Linked DNA regions of Homo sapiens: region 1 is linked to region 2. A link is a loop called in an ENCODE intact Hi-C map of the cell type or tissue named here. Cell type or tissue: Caco-2. All regions are shown on one strand.

Evidence for each region. A loop is a pair of places that touch in the nucleus more often than their neighbours do. Peaks named below come from ENCODE experiments on the same cell type or tissue, not always from the same donor. Only the 100,000 strongest peaks of a DNase experiment are listed, where the experiment ranks them.
Region 1: it touches region 2 in a loop (2.9-fold over the local background); 7 of 110 quality-filtered maps call a loop at or near these places.

The regions. Positions count from the first base shown.
Region 1 is chr10:20,875,669-20,879,668 of GRCh38, forward strand. All of the region lies in intron 5 of NEBL (nebulette), which reads right to left. LOC102725112 (a long non-coding RNA gene) reads left to right here. Exons shown (of 6, transcript XR_007062082.1): 5 at 3,903-4,000. Among named protein-coding and RNA genes, the nearest start is that of NEBL, 20 kb to the right of the region's middle. In Caco-2, no CTCF peak of the experiment used is centred here; no DNase peak of the experiment used is centred here.
Region 2 is chr10:21,019,159-21,023,158 of GRCh38, forward strand. It overlaps a transcript of NEBL not described here. Among named protein-coding and RNA genes, the nearest start is that of NEBL, 120 kb to the left of the region's middle. RefSeq lists an enhancer at 1,474-1,633. In Caco-2, CTCF peaks have their summits at 1,634 (motif pointing left) and 2,846; DNase peaks (open chromatin) are centred at 1,613 and 2,863.

The sequences.
Region 1 (4,000 bases), 140 kb before region 2:
GAGATGAGAAGATTGAGACAGCTCAGGAATGGCAGCCTTGCAGGAGTGATAGCCAGCCAGCCAGCCAGCCAGCCAGCCAGCCATGGGGTCTAAAGTCTGCATGGGCAGACAGACCTTAAAGAAAACAAATCCAGCTGACCCAGAACCCTGTGAAGGTTAAACTGATTCTTGGTGAGAAGAAACTAGACAGGATATATAACCTTTTAAGTTTGTGGAACAGAGGCAAATCATGTAACTGGTATATAGTGGTAATCTTTAAGCAATGGTTCAACCCATCTCAGGAAAACCTTTGTCTTTAGCAAAACTCTCACATTAGAGAAGCCCTCCAGGTATCATCAAATAGGCATGTGGACTGCTAATTCCATCTCAAATGATGCTTATCTTTGTCTAGGCATGCTGTGCATAAAAACCTACTAAATTATTAAATTGTAAATATTATTTTTCTGTAAGAGAATATAAGCCTTTTAAATATAAGTAAAAGTAGGTTCTGATACTATTCAGAAGAGAGAAAAAGTTTTCAGTCTTCCAAAAGAAGGAGTAAAATACAGAGTTATGGCCAGAATGGCTTATCATTTAGGATTGCTGTCACTGTTTATAAATCTATAGTTGATAAAAGTTGTCTTATTTTCTTATTCATGATTTAATTTTATCACCACCATATTGTGTAGAAGGCAGAATAAGTATTACTAACTATTCTGTCTTAGAGATGAATAAAACACTAATATATCTAATTTTAATGCTAAATCCTAAAGCACTATTATTGTAAGTCTCATCGGGGAACCACAGAGAGCCATAATTGTTTTTCTAGTATCATTTTACTGATTTATCTTTAAGCTTTCTCACTTTCTGATGGAATAGAAATTGTTTACTGATAAGTTTTTATTAATTTTAAGAAAGTACATATATCATTCTTGAAAAGAACAGTAAGTCTTTCATTTCCCACGCTGAATACTTCTTTCTAATACACATTGAATCGACTACCAATATGGTGTTTTGGAAAAGCTTACCACTCCAATTTCATCACAAGTCTGTATAGACCACATTACTTACAAAACTTAAAATAGAGTTTAAAATTTGTTTGACTTATTTCAGAACTATTGGACTTCATGTCTCTCATAAGACTGATGAGAACTAATAATGGAACTAGGGCTTTCATTATAAGCCCATCTTTAGGGGAAAGTCACTGGATAGAATATCTCCAATTTCTCTAATTACATTAGAAAAAACTGGCAGGGGTATGTCCCTTAAGGTACAAAAAGATTTCGATTGGCTGTTTTTAATCATTTTCTGATTATAGTATTAATAAGATAGGTTCAGGAAACTTTTGGATATGCCCTTCCGACCTAAACATTTCTTAACATAAATTTCACATTGATTTGGCCTTTTATAAATTGAACTTCCTTTACTTGTTTCAAATTAACTATGACATCACCCTAAACTCCCAAATCACCCTTTAAAAGTAGAAGGAGGACGAAATAGAACCAGTAATGTATGCCAGCAACTTTTAAGATGGAGGCTCTGCTGTGAAGCTCTTTACACATAATGTTTCATTTAATACTTGTGAGAATCTTCAGAGGTAGATATCGTTGTCCCCATTTTACAGATGAGAAAATGGAGATTTAGAGACATTAAGTAACTCATCCAGGGTCATCCACGCAACGTGTGCCCAAGAAACATTTTAACCAATGTCTGACTCCAAATTCCTTTCCTAGTATATGCTACTGATATAGGAGTTAAGAATAAAGTATTTAGGCAGATAGTGAGGGTAAGGAAGTCCTTCGTAAGACTTTCCTTTTAATAAAAAGCAGCCCCGAAGTCTTTTTCTTTTCTAACAAAGAGCAGCCTGTAAAATCGAGCTGCAGACATACACAAGTGAGCTGTAAGCTTGCACGTGTGAATGTTGACAGTTGTGACAATAGGAAAAGGCTGCCTGGGAGTAGACATGTTCAAAATGGCAGCTCCATCTTCCCTTTTCCTTTCCAACCATGTGTGCAGTAGGGAGCAGACAACATGGAAACCGCCAGGCAAAGACCCCATTTGCATAATATAATTAGGGCGGAGCAAACAGCTTCCTTGCAGTCTATGTAGAAAGTCACGCCTGGTCCAACCAATCTGTGGGCCCTATGTAAATCAGAAACCGACTCCTCAAGCCTGTCTATAAAATCCGATGCACTCTGCCACGAGGCACAAGTCCCATTTGGGTGCACCTCTTTCTCACAACAAAGAGAGCTGTTCTCCTTTCTCTTTCTTTTGCCTAGTAAACCTCCACTCCTAAATTCATTCCTTGTGTGTGTCCGTGTCCTTAATTTTCTTGACATGAGACGATGAACCTCAGGTACTACCCCAGACAATGATGCCACTTCACTACAGTAGAGGATATTCTAAGAAATACTTATTTTTACTGTTTGGAGATCATTTAATTTTGGGGTGGCGCAAAAGACTACTGCCTCCAGAAAACTCTTGCCCGGGAACTCCATTACTCAGAGGTGGAAATTCATCCATACAGTCACATGAGCCCTCTCCCTCATTCTTTTCTGCTTACTCACATTACTAAAGGCACAAGAGAGAGACATCTTGGTTCACTAAAAGATATTAGAAATCTGACTTGATTTTGGTGGAAACATAAAAAAGTTAGGCAAAGATGTTGACTTCCATTGTTTTCAGGTGAATCAGATACACATATAATGACACACTTTTATTTTAAATTAAATGAAGTCATTTATAGCCATAGTGCAAAGTGACAGTCTGCATTATGAAAGGGTAATTCCACTAGTAAATTCTCTGCAATGAGTTTCATTTGGCTGAACTTTTACAGGAGACAGGTTTATGGGAGATTGTCTTTTATAGAGATTCCATAGATCCACCCACTGAACCAAGAGATGTACTTTCAAGACCTATGTTTAAATTTCATATTGTAGGGACAACAAATGTATTATTCTAAGTGGCTTGACTCCAGAGGAATATCAACTACTTCACAGGTAGAATACAAATATCATTCTCACTTTAAATCTGAGTAAATAGTCTTAAACACTTTCTAAATCCTATTATATGTACAAACTTTGCATGCAAAGGTTGAGTCAAGTCGGCAGAGGAGTATAAGTAAACACAGCCTTCTCCCATAAGTACACAGTATTGAATGAAGGAGAAAAGGGCTTTATACTCTATTCCCTCAATCCCTCAATCAAAGACCTTTTAGAAGAAAAGGCAGAGTTAAAATAATAAGCCCAGTTCTATGATAAGGAACTTCCGTATTTGAATTTCATTGAATTATAGAGTTGGAAAGAGCCTCCCGGGGATCCGTGTAACACCAGACCTCACCCCAGATCACCAGACCACCTTCTAACCCGTGGCCTTTTGTGTGAATTTCGTCTCTTCAGTGTCAAAATACTGGAAACTCGGGATTTCTCTGTCATTCTTTCCTGCAGTGCGTTTGAAATCTGAAGATAACCTATTTTGCTCCCCATTTTTAAAAACTGCATTTAAAACCTTGACTAATTGACAGTAACCTTTAAGGTGGAGACAGCAAAGTGGAACAGAAAGAGCAGACTCAGGAGTTTGATTTCTTAGTCTCATTTTCCTCATCTACAAAATAAGAATCAGTACAGGGTTTTCATGAGAATCGGAAATGATCAAAGTCCTGGCATAGTTCCTGGTGCATGGCTGTGCTCAGTAAGTGGTAGTTATTATGATTATTACAGTCATCCTTAAGCAAACAGTTCTTATAAAGCACCCCCCTAAAATAATTACAGACATGTAGCCTCTTCATCTCCTAGCAATCTTAAACTATGTTAGAAAAGTGCTCTGCTTTTGGCATATGTTTGTATATTTGGGTTAAAACGTAAAACCTCATTCCACTTTTTTACTTAAACATTTGCTTACTGCAATTTAATATCAAATAACAGTTGCCGTTCTGCGGAAAACACTCTGCACAGTGGGACTATGGGGGCACATGGTCAGCCAAGCACCATTCCATAAAGGGACTAAGTGACAGAACAGACTG
Region 2 (4,000 bases):
CCATCATAACAAGCCTCCACAGTCATAGAATATCTTCTCACTTTTTGAAATGCTTTCACACCTAACTACCTCATTTAATACTTACAGACACCCTCAAGACAGGTAGACAAGATGGACTGTCTCACTGCACGTTAGTGCAAACATCAGAGAAACTGGCCTAAGGCCACAGCCAATGAACAGATGAAGGAGGCCTACAACCACCTAGCCTCCCCTGCCTCCACCTTCCTTCTCCCCTCTTCCGTCCTTACTTCACCACTGACCAATGGATTGCAATGTAGTTGCTCCGTGTCTTACTATGGGGTGCCAGGAAAGACAGCTTCTTTGAAAGAGAGCACCCCATATTTACTAAAAGATCAAGTGTCCCTGCAGAAAACGCTGCCACTCACAACCCTAGTCTTAACTGATGTGTTTCACCATATTGAAGGCAAGTTGCCATCTAACATGGTTGACCGGGAGCCAATTGTGGTGTTCTCATCTTTGTTCATGCTGTCAATGTGACATATGAAAGAAATATGAACAAAGTGACAGGAGGAAAACAAAGCCCTTGGCTGGTGTGAGATACACAGACGGGGTGTTAGCCGCACACACACTGCAACTGGGTCAAGTTAACACCTTGTTTTTCCCCACATATGCGGTGTGGAAAAGCTATTTGTAAAATGTGTTTAAATATTTAGGACCAAATAAGTCAAGATTGTTGGGAAACATTGACTCTGACCGGAACTCATTTACTTGCCCTAGTCCAACGTGAATAACAAAACTGAGAATATCAGGACAATTCAAGACCGGGAACAGTACAGATGTTCAACACTTTCACCCGGAATTCCCACACAGGCCTGCTTTCAGCCTCCACACCGGCTGGTGACCCAGCAGGAACAGTACGAAGACAAGAATCTCAGAAGAGCAGCCTTGTGAAAAATCTTTAGGGCCAAGGGAACAAAACAAATCTTCTAGAAGTTACCTGACTCTGCAATTCACTTTGCTGCTTCAGGCGAAGATTTTCAGGTGTATCTGCCACCGTGGTGAAGGACTGCTTCGGGTAGTGTCTGTGGGGAAATTTTTTAAAAGGACATAATTAAAATATTGTGCTACAAAACAACACTTTCACACCCATTGTTTTGCACATCCCCCCTTTTCCCAACCCCATCACAGTGGAAGAGGGACCTGAGCTTGGCTAAGGTCATCTCTCTGTCATTATTCCAGACCTCATCCCATTCTCATGGCTCTGTCGCCCAGACATCCTCACTCTCTCCCACAGCTTAACCTTGACTTCTCTTTTCTAAGCGCATCTTCACCCATGCTCAAGGTTCTCCTAACCTCCACCGTTCCTGCACCCCACACACCCTTCCAGCATGTGTGCCAAATCATCCATCCTCCAACCAAACTTCCTGACAAAGAAGCCTCACCTCACAGTGCCTGCCCATCTCCTCTCCGACTCATTCCCCAACTCTATGACTGGCTTCTGGCTTCCGTTTCTAGAAGTTTCTCTTGCCCGTTATAATGACTTTCTGTGGACACAACCAACAGACATCTTGTAGTCCTCCTCTTGGGCGGCCTCCCTCCATCTTGAAATGTCGTCTCCCCGGGTTTACACACACCCCTGGCTCAGCTGCTCCCTCTAGTGGTTCCTTCCCTGTCTCCTGCAGGCTCCCCTAAGTCTGTGTATCTCCCCACTCAAGGTCCTCACCTGGGATCTCTTCTCTTCTCAGTCTACACCATCACCTGGGGATCACATCATTCCCACAGCTTTGGGGCCTCTCTGTGAGCTGACTACTCCGAAGTCTGAGTTTCAGATCCAATAGCATTTCCATTTGCAGATTCCATACCCAGCACAACTCCACCAGTCCAAAACACAGCTGTTCATCACCCCACCCCTCCATAACACAAGTTCCTCCCCTGGATCTTCTTTTTCATTTATTATATTAGTGCCCCGTAGCCCAAGTCAGAAAGCTGGGAGTAATCTAGATTCCTCACACATCCAATCACTCGTTCACCAAATCTATTGATCTTGTCTGCAAATATATCTCAACTATTTACTTATATAAATGTATATATGTGTATATGTCTCCATCTTGACTCCATTTTTTAATTGTCGGCCACATTTATCGTTTAGGTGACTACAGCACTAGCCAGTCTTGCCCTTCCCATCTGAGAACAAATGTTCTCAAATGCAAATCTGATCACGTCACTCCCCTGAGTAAAACCTTTCAACGGCTTCCAGTTGATCTTGGAATAAAGTCTGGCCTCCTGTCTGCCAAGGCCCCCATGGCCAGGCCTCTGCAGACTTCTCACTGTGAAAACTGCATGCTCTTGCTGCAGGGATCACTTCAGTCCCCTGAGTTCCCCCTTCTCGTTCCCACTGCTCCCCTGACACGTTATTCCCCTTTCCTGGAAAACCCATCCCTCTTCCCATCCTACTGCCCATTTTTTATAAACTGTGTTTATTTTTCAGGTCTTGCCTTAGATGTCACTTTCTCCAGGAAGCTCTCCTGGCCTCCCAAGTTTGGGTCAGGAATGGCCCCTGGATGGACTTTTCTGCCCCTGTGCTAATGCTTATCTTGCTCATGGCTTTTCCTATTGGCAGGCCTCTGCCTCACAGTACAACGAAAGTTCTGTGGTAGCAATAGTGGGCTGTCTTGTGCCTTGCTGGGGTGCATTCCTGCCTATATCGCTAGCACCTGCTAGTGTCTGCCTCTTAGTGTGACCTCAGTAAATACTTGTGGACAGAAGAAACGAAGGGATGGAGGGAGCAGAACAACCACACAAGGAGCCCATGCCTTGGCTACAGTCAAACTTCAGCGTGTCCTATAAGGCATGTCGTCGCATTTGTGCAAACATTCAGCGGCCTCTTATGTTCACAGATGACTCCCCTGGTGGTGAGGAGATGGCATTTCCTCCCTGTGTGCAGGTAAAGACTCAAACACTGATTCAGAGCTGCTGTCCCATCTACTCACTGCTCCCATGTTCGGCTGGCGCTGAGGAGACACCTTTAGCTGCTGTGACCCCATGGTCACAAAAGCCACAGAGCTCAGAGCTGCTCCTCAAAGAACATCCTCCCTGTTTGCTTCTTTCTAGCCCCTCTCCTTTCTGGTATCCACGTGTGTCTCTTCCTGTGGCTTCTCTAACATCCTCACTGTTTCAAACTCGACTCTCCTGGTAAAAGTTTCTTTTCAGCATCCCTGTCCCTGGCGTCCCATGAGAAGGCTGATGCAGTAATCATTTGTCGGTGCAGATAAAGCCTACCCAAAGCACGCTAGCACTTGCGAAATAAAGATTAAATATTGTAGCTCCCACGGAGTCAGATTCGTGGTAGGAAAATGTACATGCAATTCTCATTTTTCCAGCATTCTTCAGGAATTTAATGTCCCATATAAGCCAATGTTCCAGGTAATTGGAGTTAACCCCATAACTGCTGGACTCATTTTAACTATTTTAATTAACATCCTTCAAAACCCTTTACACAATTTTCCTGCCTTCTTAGAGTATAAACGAATCTAGTTATATTTTTTCCTGATAATGTAGGGTCATCTTAATAGATATTATCAGACCATGATACAAAGAAGTCATGCTTTTGAAGTTTGTAAAGGTAAATAACCCAAATCATACAAGATGATTATGCTTGTATAACCGCTGGACTGTCAAGAGATAATTTCTCACACACAGCATTCGGTTCTGCCTCATCTTCTCTAGATAGTCAAGTTGTTTAAAATGTTGGTAAATACCAGAGTTATTGATTCAAACGAGTAAGGTGTAGCAGGTAAGGTCTTTTGCTCTCCTTATGCTGAAGTCAGACAAAATGTTGGCCACACTCTTCCAGGGGCTACTTCTGAACTATGTTCCAGACAATAGACAGAGGAAGTTAGGCAGACAACTCTGGTGTGTTATGTAATATTTGCAAGTTCCAACTTGGGAAGTTGAACTTTACTGAACTTTAAAATGTAGCAACTACGTATGGCTGTATTTTAAAGCTATAGTAACAACTGAGCATGTTTTCTTGTGTTTT